Linked DNA regions of Homo sapiens: region 1 is linked to region 2. Evidence: read pairs that join two places in POLR2A ChIA-PET (ENCODE). Cell type or tissue: PC-9. All regions are shown on one strand.

What was found. Peaks named below come from ENCODE experiments on the same cell type or tissue, not always from the same donor. Only the 100,000 strongest peaks of a DNase experiment are listed, where the experiment ranks them.
Region 1: POLR2A ChIA-PET joins it to region 2 with 9 read pairs; 2 of 35 experiments call an interaction of 5 or more read pairs at or near these places.

What each region holds. Positions count from the first base shown.
Region 1 is chr11:27,383,659-27,391,658 of GRCh38, reverse strand. LGR4 (leucine rich repeat containing G protein-coupled receptor 4) reads left to right here. Exons shown (of 18, transcript NM_018490.5): 4 at 494-565; 5 at 6,191-6,406; 6 at 7,252-7,323. Among named protein-coding and RNA genes, the nearest start is that of CCDC34, 24 kb to the right of the region's middle. In PC-9, no CTCF peak of the experiment used is centred here; no DNase peak of the experiment used is centred here; H3K27ac peaks cover 284 bases.
Region 2 is chr11:26,619,647-26,627,646 of GRCh38, reverse strand. It overlaps ANO3 (anoctamin 3), which reads right to left. Exons shown (of 27, transcript NM_031418.4): 18 at 3,149-3,185. Among named protein-coding and RNA genes, the nearest start is that of MUC15, 51 kb to the right of the region's middle. In PC-9, no CTCF peak of the experiment used is centred here; DNase peaks (open chromatin) are centred at 4,416, 6,306 and 6,876; H3K27ac peaks cover 1,064 bases.

The sequences.
Region 1 (8,000 bases), 760 kb before region 2:
CCTGCTGTTCCTTAAGAGCTTGGGATCTGCCATCCGCTTGAAAAAATTGGCTTTACCTAATGTCCATGTTTCCGGGCTCTGCTTTATTCCAATTTGAAAAGGCATTAGGAATTCCAACGGATTTGCTTATTATACCTCCCAGTTAACTTGTTATAGCTCCTAATTAACATTAACTAATAGCACCCAGGGTGATGAACATTAACTAGTGTGCCTTAATTACCAGAAACAAAACCACCCTTGGAAACATGGATTACCCAGCAAGTCTGTATTAGGGCATGGCTTGGGATAGCAGTATAGATTTCCTTTCTGGCTTTACAACAAGTGCTTCTTGAAGTTTTGCAATTCTCTTGTCTTAGATGCTTTCCACCTCCACCTCCCCCCCATTTTCCCATTGGAAATATTTTTTGAAAAAAAAAAAAAAAAGGCTCTGAATTTTTCTAAGAAAAAATGGTAACTATCACTTGTTACTCACTAACCAAAAATTTTCTTTCAGAACGCTCCAGAATAATCAGTTGAAAACAGTACCCAGTGAAGCCATTCGAGGGCTGAGTGCTTTGCAGTCTTTGTAAGTAACTTCTTGGTTTCTTGACTCACCAAGAGACTACTCTGGCTGTTAAAGATGTAAATAACTAGAATTGTAAGGAAAGAGGAGATTTATCCTTTCATCTGAGATAAAAACAGAGATAGCTAGTCAATGTTATCAAAACGTCCTTTGGTGAGGGAGAAGGAGGTGGTTCTGTTTACCTCTTCTCTTGTCTTAGAGGCTGAGAGAAAGCTACTGGGTATTCACTGCTGGGTGTACTTCCATGAACTTGTGCACTGCTGGTGATCAGCATCCCTTTGGAACCAGTTATGTGTGTACAGAAGTTTTAGTGTCTTGTGCCTTGACTGTCAAGAAACAGCCACAAAGAGGTTTCTGTTTCGTGTGGTAATGATAATCAGAACAAATCGATTGTAATTCCTCAATTTTGTCAAGGGAACTTCTCGGAAAAAATGAAAAAGTATTCTTCAAAACAAGGAACTTCATTAGCTTCTACTAGAATAATGAATACAAATTTGCATTGCCTCACTTCATGTCCTAAATACCAAATGCAATGGGACTCTGGGGCATAGTTTCTCTAAGTGTGGTACTTTGACCACACTTTGCAACAGACTCACTAGGGGGAGACTGCTAAAATGCAGAACCCTAGGCTATATCCTAGAAGTAATGCTGGTTTTCTTTTTAAAGGTAGAATTCAGAAGTCTAATTTTAAATAACAAATAATCTCCCCAGAAGCACTCTGAATAAAAAATGTTAATAGTTATCACCCTTATGTGTGCTGGTATAAAATTGTGTTTTAGCGACATCACATATTTGCATACAATTTGTCTCTTAGGTTTTGTATTATACTTTGAAATAACTGCAAATAGTAGGAAATGCACGCAAGTTAGAAAATACAGCGTGAAAATGATTGAGCTGCTTGTCCCATCAGTTTGCTAACATAAAGCCATTTTTAACGGCACCAAAGAGACATCCCTGGAAATTATAAATTATAGGTTACCATTTGATTTTAGATTAGATATTCTAGTAGTTAATGAGCAATGAATGTGAAAATAAAAATATATGCTGTAAAGTTAAACTTTAAACTGTATCTAACCCATAAACAAGGAATATCCACGGTGTTGGCCATTCAATTCTTAGTTGAAATGAAAGTTTAATTTAAGGTGGTTGTATTAAGTAGCTTCCTTCACTAAAATGGTAAGTTATGGAACATAAGGATTTGTTTTTCACCACAGCTAATTGGGTATGTTCTAGGTAGACTCTTAAAATGAATCAATGGGAATGAGTTCCCTTATAGAAATGTTATTCGGCTGACTTCACACACTCTCTCACCTCGGGTGGATATACACAGGACAAGTCATCTGACCTCTCTTGGACCTGAATTCATCAGGCATTTTAAATAGTCATGTTTTCTTTTGCTTCTTAAGAATATATTTTACTTCAAGACCTTCATATTGAATTGTCATTTTGTAAGATTTAATAATCAAAATACTCAATTATTTTGTCTAGTTTAAAGGGTAATAAAGAGAAGACTAAAATCTCATTTTCAACTGTAGAACAGAAAAATTACCAAAAAAATACAAATATTCTCTCTAATTTGTGGTCAATAAGTACATTAAAGTACGAGACATTTATTGGTAATGTAGATGATTTAAAGTGATGTTTTTCACAGAAATCATAGGTTTCTCTTTCATGTTTTAGAAAAGCATACTGTGCTTATCATTCATGGAGCAAATTGCTTAGTTTAAATTATCTCCAAAATTGGGATGAGTGTATGGAGTGGAGGTAAAACAAACTTTTTTTTAAAGGCTTTGGGATGTTTTCATATACATCAGAAACACAAAGAGCTGCTCTGTGTCAGGCCTGTTTTCTTTAAGGAGGAAATGTTCATACGTTTGTTAGTAGAGTGGGTGCAGTGGTGAAGTTAGATAGAGTTAAAGTTCTCTCATGGTGTAAAACAGTCTTATCAGCACTTGAGTCATTTTGAAAATCTGTTCTTCAGATCTGAATTACATGAAAGATTTCATTGTGGTTTTGAATAGTGCTTAAAAGAAGCAAAGTTCATTAGGGATTGAAATTGACCAGAAGTGGTTTGATGCAAGTGTATGTTTGATAATGACTATAAAATCTGAAAGCCAATTGTTGATACTAATAAAAAGGTAGCATAATTGCCTCCCATAAAGTTAAAATAACTAAAACATTACCTCAGCAGGGTATTAAAATGACATGTCATAATTATCTCCATTAGAAATTTTTTAACATCAGATTACATTTTTATTGACTATTAAAAGATCTCAAAGATTAACTTTCCTAGGTTTTTCTCAGTTTTAAAATATGTTTATAACACTTACATTATTGGTAAGTTAGAACAGAGAGAAAGGAGATCTTTTGATTATACAGGTGTTTATTGATAACAAAGACTTTCAACAGTTAAATATCTGCATTTAATATTATTTTGTTACTGTAGTTTGTTTAAACAAGAAATTTAAAAATACATGAGTTTCAGTCAATTGTAAAATAGGCTTTTGAGAATAGAAAATAGAAGCATGTCTTCCAGACAAAAATAACAAAGAAATTGAGTGAATAAATATGTTATTCACCGTTTAACAAGAAAACTGCGATTAACAAAGCAATAGTTTAATCTCTTACCACATGGAGTTTAAATAGAAAAATACCTTGAATAAACCCTCATATTCTTTCTACTTTGTGAGATAGCTGATGCTTTTCAGCATCTACTTAAAGAATTATAGTATTTTCTTCATCTGTTATTTGGGGTGAATACTAATAGAATAGATCATTGTTACAAAGCCACACTGAGACAGTGCTCTGAAGCACTGGTCTCAGTATAAGTACATACTCTTTACTCTTATGGGTGCCTCACCACACCCACATGTGAATTGAGAGATAAGGATTAACCATTTGAGTCATCACAAATCGTTTTTCTCATTTAACCTCTTATTTAAGAGTTTCATTTTTCCATAGTTCTTTTTAATCCCTACTTATATGTGACTTCACAATTTTTTGGAAATTTTTAGTACGGAGGAAATTGTATCCATGCTTTTATTGTTGTATTATGCTATTTTGTATAGAAGATAGCTTTATTACTGTCTTAGCTCAAAACTCACCTAGTTTTCTAGCAGTAAGTTAAGGCTATCTTTTTTCCTTGATGACACAGAATTCACAAGAGTTTAACGGTTGTATACAGTACTGAATTTATATTAAAAAGGCACTGACCACTTTCCTTGTTATACTATTTTCTGTATCAGTGGAGGCATTGTAGGTATTTGGAGGTGCATTACATACTATTTTATTGAATATGAATATACATCATCAGCATGATAAAATAAACAATTTAAACTTTTCAGCTGCAGTAACACTAAGGAACTTCAATTTGTAATGAAAATACAACCCAAACCCCCTACCTGGCCTATAGGGACTTAAGGAATGTGGACCCTGTTTGCATCCCCTGCCACATGTGTGTCCCTGGTCCCTCTACTCCCCTCCTCCTGTGTTTTAATCACTCTTAACCTTCTGGGAGTTGCTGGATCATACTAAGTTGGTTTCTGCTACTGGGTCTCTGACGTGGCTCTTTCCTTTGCCTAAAACACTCCTTGCCCAGCTCCTACTTTGACTCATTCTTGCATTTTCTTTAGGTCTCACTTTAAATGTCACCTTAGAAATACTTTTCTTGACCAAATGCGTTTTGAGTAACTACCCTCCTCCTCAGAGTCCCTCAGTCTTTAACCTCAGTGCCCTGTTTATCTATTCCAGAGGTAGTTTTTAGAGTATTTGTTATCATTTTGTAACGTGTTTATTGTGTTGTATGTTACCTCCGCCACTGGAATGTCAGTCTCTTGAGGACAGGCCTCATGCCTGTTGTGTTAACTATTTTATCCTTTGTACCTAACAAGATGCTCAATTTAACTGCGTTGAGTGAATTGCAGGTAATTATCTACAAGTATAATTTAGCTACATTAATATTTATTTATATAATATGCTTAATTGTATGATTATGTATTTAAGTCTTTTTCTTCCTAAGAATGGAAAAGTTCCATGAGGGGTGTGTGTGCGTGTGCGCATGTGTGTGTGCACACATGTTTGAACACAGTTCTATCTGCTCATTAAAGCAAATCTCCTAAACAGCTCTGTAGGCAGTACTTTGCCGCTCTGTAGCCAGTACTTGGCCAGTCTGTTATGTAAAAGTTGCCTGTCTCAGGGCAAGTTCTAAAAGCCCCCAAAATAAACAAGTCTAAAAATGTGTGTTTCTAGGTAGATTCTTAAGGCAGCCGCTCAATATCCTAAGCTCTCCCTTTTTAAGTGTTCTTTCAGTTATCTTGACTCTATTAGAAAGAAAGCTTCCATCAGATACTCACCAGGACCAATGATCTTTAAACCCTGCTAATCTGTCATTAGGAAGGGAAAATGCATCTGGGGCTGGGAGCAGTTAATTGGGACCAGGGGCCCAGAACTTGACTGTGGTGGAAAGGGACAATTATGGCAGGAACTGAAGTTGGAACAGCGCAAGGAAACAGGAGGCACAAAAACCACTCTAAAACTCAGAATTTCCTGAACCTGAAAGTTGTCAAACTATTTCTTTAAAAAGATGCAGGCATTTTGAATTTTTAACCAGTTTTTTTCTGTTCTGTAATTTTCACAAAGAAGTCCAAGGCTGTGAGGCATGAATGTAAGTAATGAAGATACATCAACAAGGGATTTGTGAGGAAAGCTGTGATTTGCCTGGCACGTAGTGTCCCTCATCATATTAATACCAGATTGTCTTTGTGTTGAAAAGCAATTATTCCAACAATTACATCTTGTTGTGCCAACAATAATACGTAGGACTTAGTTTCCTGATTTTCAGATGGGGACTTAATTTTAAATATAAGTAATCCTATTAGTAAGGTGTTCTTAATTCCAAAATTTTTGGAAAAATTGAAGAACCTTTAAAGCCACAGTAACATTGATTCCAGGAGCTGCTTGGTTTTTCCAACAGATAATTTGACCTTAATAACTGTTAATTTTGGTATACTGATTTTTCAAAAGCACTTAACTGCTAAGAGAAGAAGAAAAAGTTGCTTTGCCTGTACATGACACTTATATTTTTAACTTGCCTAGAGGTAATAAGGATGATTGAAAATCTATTTAGATTCTTTATTGCTATACAAAAATTTTAAGTATTTTCTAATATTTCTCTTTGGTACAGAATCAGAGTAGCAACTAAATTTAATGTCTAATGTTAGTTATAATGTAACATTGGAAGCAAAGTAGCCTATTTGGTCAGTTTAGTTTCTTTTTTTTTTTTGTATGCCTGATAATTATGCTCTAAAACATAATTTCAATATGAACTTTGCAAGTGTTTTTAAAAAATATATCTTTCTGCTATAAAGTTACTTCTTAGCCAAAAGCCAAAGATAGTTGAAGAATATAGATTTGGATACATGCCATTCTTATGAAGAAAGAGAAAGAACTGACTTTCATACACTATACAGATCATGAAAAAGTTATTAGATGTTATGAGGACTTCTAGTAAAATTAAAGATGATAATTTTTATAAGTCCTTTTTGTTTTGAAAGCTTTGAGTTGTGAGACTTGAACTGACTCATTTCACTAGAATTTGTTACTGAACATGGTTGTTTTTGTTTCTGTTAGGCGTTTAGATGCCAACCATATTACCTCAGTCCCCGAGGACAGTTTTGAAGGACTTGTTCAGTTACGGCATCTGTGGCTGGATGACAACAGCTTGACGGAGGTGCCTGTGCACCCCCTCAGCAATCTGCCCACCCTACAGGCGCTGACCCTGGCTCTCAACAAGATCTCAAGCATCCCTGACTTTGCATTTACCAACCTTTCAAGCCTGGTAGTTCTGTAAGTATCTATCCCTTTTAATTCCATATATTTGTGTTAATTGGGGTACAAAAACAGATTTCTTCTGACAGATTATTATCAAGGCATCTCGCTGAATATGCTCCTGAGTAGTTAGTGCTTTGGGAGCTGCTTTTGTACAATATTAAACAGAATAGGATAATTTAAAACATTACCAGCTGATGATAATTGTTGAATCTCCCTAAGACAAATGACCAGTTATAATCATGAGAAGAAATTGGGTCATTCAGCACACACTTATACAGCTTTTACGTGTGTCCCAGCAGCGTATTCAATGTTAAAAGAAGGGAAGTCATTTCGAGGTGTCCATAGAAGTTAGTCCCAGGGATATTTCGTGTTTTCCACTTGTTCAGAGAGTATGTGATGCAGTGTGTTTTTAATCTTCCAAGACATAACAAAATAGTGCTTCTTTTAAAATCTGTTGGAGATCTCACTGGTGTAAACTACACACTTCCTCCACACCATTACCCTCATGTCCTCAGTAAGAGAGCTCATCAAATTTTTCTTCATATATTTAAGAGCTAATCAAAACTTTATTTTGATATGAATAAATATTAATCTTCCATGTATGTACCATATTTCCACTAAAGATACTTTCTCTTTCCATGAGGTAGTCTATGTTTAGTGAGTCTGTGCAGTGTACATAGCAAGAGATAACTATCCAATGTCACTTGTTTTCTGTGGTCAACAGAAAACTGTTTAGCTGTTTAGCTGTTGATATGTTTAGCTACATCATTCCTTTACACACCAACTCAGACATATAAAACAATGATAATAGTTGCCAATGGGAGATGGAAAAGTCATTTTATGCTTTTTTTCCCCCTTAGGCATCTTCATAACAATAAAATTAGAAGCCTGAGTCAACACTGTTTTGATGGACTAGATAACCTGGAGACCTTGTAAGTATATTCATATTTTGGGCAACTGCATTGTGATATTGAAAGTATAATTTTATACTTCACTGCAGAAAAAGAAAAAAATATTGGCCTTAAGTTCAGCTCCTTATTAATTCACTTTGATACTGGATTAAATTCTTGCTATCAAATAACCTAATTATGAATACTAATCTAAGTCCATGGCTAAAAATGGCAAAGTGTGAATTGCATATTTTCCCCCAAAGAATACACATTCAAAACAGCTCAATCTACAAAGATTTATACCTTTCCAGAAATGTTGGTTTTGTTAAATGTATGACAGTTTTGGAAGTTAGAAAGTTCTAAAATGAATTCTGGATAGTGTTATTTTTTCCATGATCTCAGTTGCCTTCTAATTGTTAACACTGGGTTTGAATACTATATCTGCTTTTACAAGTAACAAATGAAGATTTTATATTCTGCTATGATACTTTTGTTGTTGTTTCCACGAGCTAAAGTGTTTGAGACCTCTGGCTGTTTCAACTGTACATTGCACCACTATATAAGTAAAAGGCATTGTGTAGCTGTGTATAATTGAGAATAGGATATTTATTTTTGTTCTTTTAGCCTATATTAGTTGCCTTTATTGCCTTCATTCAAAGATAATGTAATTTTTGCTGTTGTGATGAGTAAATGATTCAGAGAAGGTCCCAATTACATGG
Region 2 (8,000 bases):
ACTGTTCTGTTTCCTACTATTAAGTATGATTTTCCCAAGTCATTCTCCTTAGATTTGCTTCAATCCTGGGTATAGGGTACTTCAAAAGCAAATGAATGTAAGGAACAGAGCTAGTGCTTCATTACCCAACTGAAGAAAATGCAGCTCAGAGGGTTTAAAGAACAATGAACTGGACCATTGCTATTTATTGTACACTTGTCATGTGTCAGGCAGCCAATCTACAACAATGGTGAAATAGGAACTATTATTATTGTCATTTTAACAGTGAGGAAATGAAGACCCAAAAGTAAAGAAGAAGGACAAGCAGAGGGAGGAGAATGAGGGGGAAGAGGAGGAGAAGGAGGGGAGAAGAAGAAGAGAGAACAGGGAGAGGAAAAAGCTTAATGATAGTTATACAGTCATGATGCGGCAATCCAAATGTTCATTGCTATATCCAACTCCAAAGCCTGGTGTCTTCCCCTTTCAAAACATTGTTTCTCCAATGTTAGCTCCAGAGCACAGACTCTATCTCCTTGTATATATATATATATAAAAGAATTTAAGAAACCGAGAGAATAAAATAATTATTACTGCACAACTATGATAATGTAGTAAGTTATGGTGCAAAGATTTCAACTCAGGCATTCTCACTCTAGAGCTGATATTCTTAACAATTACATTATATTGCCTACTTAAGACACTGCATCTGTGAAGCTGGAACTGGATGACATAGAAAAAGGACATTCAGAGAACAGGAAATAATTCTAGAAAATGTGAAGCATGAGTCAATATAAAACATTCAGGAGAATACTTGGAAGATAAGGTTGAGGTTCTCTTGAAGAAATCCCAACAAAAATCATAGAAAAGGAAGAAAGAAAAAAAAAACTATTGAATATGATAAGAAACATCCGAATGTAAAGAGTTCCAGAAAGATTTTTTAAAGGAGTAAATTATTGAACAAAGAATATACAAAAATCTCCTGGAAGCGAAGTTTCTGAGTTTTCAGATTATGGCAGCAGTGGAGGTTTGTCACTAGGATTTCCCCTCAGTAAGAACTTGCTGTTCAGCTGCAAGGAGTACAGTCAGCCTCCAGCTGTTTCCAGCCTCATCCTATACCTCAGCTTTCATGCCAAGGTCTTGCTCTTCCCAGGCAACAACCAACCAGTGACTCAGAATGACAGGGGTACTAGGTCTTGGCCAATTATACTCAATTATACCCAATGTTAGAGTCCTCTAAATCTTTACTTGAAATATTTGTTCTAGAGCTCTCCATTGGATTGGTTAAAACCATCAGATCTGCATTGTTGTCTGAGGCTCTCCTTATCCAGTCCTGCTCCTTTCCTCAGGAGTTTTCCTCTAAGAAATCTCTTGCATTACTAACTCCATCTCAGTGTCTGCTTCCCACAGGACACAATGGATATCAATATTGATGGGATGCACTAAGTATCCAGCATAATAAATGATAAAAGGTTTTCACCAAAGTACATCATTGTGAAATCTCAAAATGAGAAAAGATTCAAAATTATTCTAGAGTATAAACAAATAACAAAAATCAAAACAGGTCCTGTGCAAAGGACTGGGAATCAGAATGGTAGCAGAGCTCTCAGTAACAATGCTGGAATCCAGAAGAAAATGAAACTCCTTCAAAATTCAAAGGGGCAGTATTTCTAACATAGGGTTTCATACCTAGGAACATGGATATCAAGTTTGAGGCTAGAATAGAGACATTTTCAGATCTACAAAGTTTTAAGAAACTTACTTACAAGTAGCAAAATAAGGAACTGAGCCAAGAAGGAATAAGACATAGGATTTAGTAAGTAGTATCCAAATTCTAGAAAAATATAAAAGGAATTCCCAGAGTGTTTATGAAAGTAAGTCTAGATGCAGTTGGCTACAGGCCTAGAAAATAACCCATCTAGTTTGGAGGAGACAGCTTGAGAGGGTAACTCTAAGAAGAAAATCAAGTTTGTATAATACTTGATGTGTCTGAATATATTCAGAGAAAATTTAGAGTCTTGGCAAAACCTTTGGGATAAATTAAGAAAAGTATGTAAAAAAATAAGCAAAAAAGTGGCCATTATTAGCTTAAAAAATACAGAAGTGGTATAAAAAGTATACACAATTATAGAATATACCATGCCGTAGGTATGAAAATAGTTATAGAGACATAATGATGTGAAGACTAACGATTAATTTGGCTAAAAATGCTGATATATCCACCTTGGAAGGAGGAGAAATAACTGTGTTTATCAGATAATGAAAGATGGAGTGTCGGGGGACAGGGCACTGCAGGGAACATTAAGAGCTAAGTCTTAATAATTCATACTTGTATAATGGGAAGGCAATAGCTATCAAAAGATAAAATCCAATAATGGCAATAGAACGATATCACGTGGAAACATGGTGGGAAATAACAAAATAAACAGATAAAAATGTTAAAAGTAGCCGGACACAGTGGCTCACGCCTGTAATCCCAGCATTTTGGGAGGCCGAGGCGGGCAGATCACGAGGTCAGGAAATTGAGTCCATCCTGGCTAACACGGTGAAACCCCGTCTCTACTAAAAATACAAAAAATGAGCCGGACGTGGTGGCAGGCGCCTGTAGTCCCCAACTACTCGGGAGGCTGAGGCCGGAGAATGGCGTGAACCTGCGAGGTGCAGCTTGCAGTGAGCCGAGATCGCGTCACCACCGCACTCCACTCTGGGCGACTGAGCAAGGCTCCATCTCAGAAAAAAAAAAAAAAAAGTTAAAAAGTAGTTCCTTTGGTATAGAAAATAGGAATGGGTGATGTGGTAAAGTACTGGTTTTCATTGTAAATCTCTTAATATTGTTTTGGCTTTTAAAAAGTGTACATGTAGTATAACACTTTGATAAAAAATAAATATTGAGGAAAAACCCAAAGAACTGAAAAGTTGGAGAAGCAAGCACTCCTAAGTAGGAAGAACTAGGTGTGCTGATTTCTAGTAAAAATATTTTGTAACTACATGCATTGTCTCTCTATTGTTATTCAATATAGACCAACTTCCTATACTACCCCTCTCCTTTTTAATTGGTAAATACTTAAATAATTGCAGTTATTAAAATGCTACATTATATAAAGTAACTACAGACTGAAATGCCCATATGTTATTTTCTGACTAAGGAGTGAAGTAAGAAAAATGGACTTACCTAAATTGGTGAGGAGGTAAGCAATTTTTTCATAAGCCTGTAATAAAAGAGAATACATAGTGAACATTATTCCTCTCTTTTGGAAAAGGCTGGTATTTACACTATTTGAAGAAACATCTATAATGTATGTTATACAGTGGTTACATTTTACTTTAAATAGAAACATTTATTGAAACTTAGTATGTAAGGCTTTATATATACATACATGAATGAAATTGATATAATATATGTGAATGTAAATGTGTGTACACGTATATGTGTGTGTAGATACACTTGTAATCTGTAATAACGAGTCTTTTCTGGTAGCTATCTTCATTTTCATTTTGTAAATCAAGAAATGAGAAAAAGTCCCTAAAAGTCATTCAGCTAATCAATGGCTGAGCTGAGATTTGAGCTCAAAATTACAGTTTTTTGGCCGGGCGCGGTGGCTCACGCCTGTAATCCCAGCACTTTGGGAGGCCTAGGCGGGCGGATCACGAAGTCAGGAGATCGAGACCATCCTGGCTAACAGGGTGAAACCCCGTCTCTACTAAAAATACAAAAAATTAGCCGGGCACGTTGGCGGGCGCCTGTAGTCCCAGCTACTCGGGAGGCTGAGGCAGGAGAATGACGTGAAACCGGGAGGCAGAACTTCCAGTGAGCAGAGATCGTGCCACTGCACTCCAGCCTGGGCGAGAGTGAGACTCCGTCTCAAAAATAAAAAATAAATAAAAATAAAAATAAATAAAAATTAAAAATTAAAAAAATTGTGTTTTTTTTTACAACACTGGAAGGCAAAGTGAAAGTTTGAATTCTGCCCTACTGATAAAGAAATTTCTAAACTATGATAAAAGACCGTATATATTTGTATTTGTAAAAAACAAAATTGTTTTTGTGGTTATTTAAAACAGATGCATAAGTCAAATCTGTTGAATCTGTAAGTCACAATTGATTTTTCTGATAATACTTTTCCTCTTCTGCCATCTTTTCCCCTCTCCTATATACTCTGACCAATATTTACATAGACTCAAGAAAAGGGCATACATTTCACAATATTCCAAGTAAATATAGTTGGGAAAGTATTCGCTATAGACAGAAGTACTTGTGGGTATATGTATGTGCATATGAATATTACCTCATAACCACATAATTCAATAAAAAATTGTTTAGATTATCATTTCCAATAACCTTCCCTGTTGGCACGAAAAATTAAAAGGTATGCATCTGGACATATTAAAAGTTGTTCCCCTTCTCTGACAGTTCTTTCAGCAAAATGATTGTGATGACTCATCTTAGCTGTGATTCAAATCTGCCCCTTCCTAAGAGTTAAAGTGTTATCTGGAGACAGAAAGATTACACTGAGTACAGTACTCTCATTCTCTTCCTAGTGCAGGTTTTTGGTCTTTGTTTTAGCTATACACAAACTATAATTTTCAAATTTTAGGATAAGATTACTGTGAATTCATGAACACCAGGTGATTCCTACTGTAACAGGTTCTTTTTCATGTCTTATTTATTAAGTGAGATAATCATAGCAGGGTCTCCAAGGAGTACAATAGGATAGATTCAATTGCCCAAAAAATAGTACTTGAGCACCCACTATGCCTCTAGCACTGAGTTGAGTGCCTTTGTGGGGATTGAAAGTTAGTTCTAGTTCAATAATTGCCATTTGGCTTGTGCCAAACAGTGCTTTACGTATATTATTATTCCTTAACAACAATTTTGTTAAGTAGGTATAATGATTCCCATTTTACAGAAGAAGAAACTAAGTTGTGGAATGTCAGGCACCTTAGTAGTGAGACAACACGACTGAGCAAGTAGCAAAGTCAGGATTGACTATCATGGCTGTCTAGCACCACATACATCGTGCCTTGTCACATAAACCATTTCATTTTTAACTATTTATTTATTTTCGAGACAAAGTCTCACTCTAACACCCAGGCTGGAGTGCAATGGCATGATCACAACTCACTGCATCCTAAACTTCCTTGGCTCAGGTAATCCTCCCACCTCAGCTTCCCAAGTAGCTATAACTACAGGTACACACCACTATGATGCCTGGCTCATTTTCTTTTCTTTTTTTTTTTTTCAGAGATGGCTTTTGGGCATGTTGCCCAGTCTGGTCTCCAATTCCTCATCCGCCCCAGCCTCCCAAAGTGCTAGGATTACAGACATGAGCCACCACGCCCAGCCCTATTCAAATTTTTGTCTTAATATCTAGCACATAGAGCCACTCTGCAAACTTAGGATGGCAATATCTGCAACTGATGCATTAGGGGGGTTACAATAACACTGGGAAAAAAGTTATAAATTACAAAAGATGCCATAATGCTGTTGCAAGACTTTCTGGGGTATTTGCAAACCTGCATCATCCAAGGCCCAAATGCTATGGCTGACTGGCAACATCACTGATGAGCTACAAAATCAGTTCAAGCAGAATGAATTGTTAAATCTCAAACTACAGACTACAAAAATAAATAATGATTTAAATATATCCAACTGTATGGTGTCTGGCAGCAATCACTTTGGCAGTACATACAAGCTGTGAGTGTGTACATTTGTGTGTGATTGTGTAAAGTGGAATGAGTACGTGCTTGTTGGGGAAGAGGATAAAGGGCGTCAGGGATAACTATTCCGGGCCCTACCTGATACACACACGTGATAACATGTTGGAGAACCTATACTTTAAAAAATCAGCCACTGATGCATTTAGTAAGCTGAAATTCTCTTATTCATATATATTAATTAATATATTCATTATAAATTTCTAGTGCATCAGTTAGTGTTTTAGAAACCAAACATACCTGAATCAAAAAGACATAATCTCTACTTTCATAGAACTCAAATTTCAGTGGGTAGAGATAAATGGCAAATAAATACATAATTGGTCAGGAGGTGAAAAGTGCTCTGAGGGAAAATAAAGCAGGCAGAGCGGATAGAGAGTTTTGGTAGACACAGAGAGTACTATTTTATAGAGTATTCTGAAAAGCCTCTTAAAAGCCTGAATAAAGTATTCAGAGGGTAGCATCTGAGCAGAGAAGTGCATGCAATGAGGGAGGGAGCCAAGCAGAAATCTCAGCTAAGTACCTTTAAGACACAGAAATGGGAATGCCAATGCTCTGAGTCTGGCACAGACTTGATGTATTTCATGAAGGGCAGGGAAGTTAGAGAGAAAGGAGTGGCAGCAATAAGACAGTGAAGTAGTAAGAGATGAGTCACTGAGATCTCACAGGGAAACACTTTTTCAGTGCACAGTAGGCCATGGTAAGCATTTTGGAATTCATTCTCAGCTAAGACTTCATCATCTTCCCAGTAATGCCTTGTTTGGGGTGTTATGCAAAAACCAGTTAGGGAGAAAAAGAACAGCAAAGGCAGGAAAAGGACATGGTTATTGTGAGGGGGCATATTAGGCAGTTCTACATGGGTTTTAGAACTTTTTATCTTTTAGTCATAGCCCCACAATACAGCCTTCACTGTGAAAATAAACTCCAAGCTTTTGCAGAATTGAAAAGAGCCTTCCCTTTTCCAGTAATCTACTTGTCTGAATTTCTAGAAACTATGGACATAGACATGAACAAACTAAACAAATACATTTATTAAAAAGCCAATCCTCTTATGAGATGAGTCATTTGACATTACCTCTTTTCTTGGTTAAGATGCCTGGTCCAACCCTTTGATCCACCCTATTCCATAATAGCTTATTTGCACTGTAATTGGTAACCAGTGGTAACCAGGTATTAAGGAAAGTTAGGTGTACTTTGAGGCCTTCAGTGATCAGGCCCATGAAAGAAGTATAGGGATGTATGCTCTGGACTCTAGAGATGGGAATGGATCAACAAGGGAGAAAAGTCCAGAACCTACATGGAGTACTTACATTAGCCAAATGTAGATAGGACTTTTTCTTTTTTTGTTAGAGTGCTCCGTGCATGATACATGGATTTTAAAATCAGAGGAGGAAACCCAAAAGGAGTTCATTCTTTAATTTAAAAATTTTTAATTGGAATTAAAGTTTTAATTTTAGTTTAATTTAATTTTAATAAATTTAATTTAATATTTATAAAATTTGATTTTAATAACATTTTAATTTTTGATTAAAATTTCACCATGCTGAAATGATTTAATTAGCCTAATTCCAGGTTTTTCAAACTCTAAGAGTACTTCTGTTCTGATGTTTCTATATATTTCTTAAAAGTTACCCTTTAATCATGAGACCAGGCAGCTGTCATGCTGCTGTAATATGACAAAATTAGTTAAAGTTGGATTGTCAAGCAACAAGAATATACATTTTTGGAATAATTTTGCATATTTAATTTTCATTAAAATATTTTTAGGAACATTTCCTGATACAATAGTACCATGCCACTTTTGGCACCTTCGAGCAGCATATCCTTTTCTGAGGGTAGCAAAATAAAGAAGAAAAATGGTAGGCCTAGGAAAGAGCAATTCTCGGTTTCAAATTCTGTCTTTGTAGTTGTTTAGCTATATGCCTGATAAAGGGATGTTAAAAATAATACATTGATGTTTTAATTATTGTCAAATAAAATTATTTGTAATTTAATTTTGGAAGATGTGATTTCTGATCCTGACTGTGCATCAAAATTACCTTAGCTCTCTTAATGATTTTCTAATGCTATTTGAGGGGCTGGCTGGATAAGAATTACTAGAGAGTATTTTTGAATGATTTGTTTTAAATATAGATTTCTTAGCCCAACAAAGGAGATTCTGAACAGGACTCAAGAATCTGTAGTTTTTTGGCCGGGCGCAGTGGCTCACGCCTGTAATCCCAGCACTTTGGGAGGCCAAAGTGGGCGGATCTCTTGAGGTCAGGAGTTTGAGACCAGCCAGGCCAACATGGTGAAACCCTATCTCTACT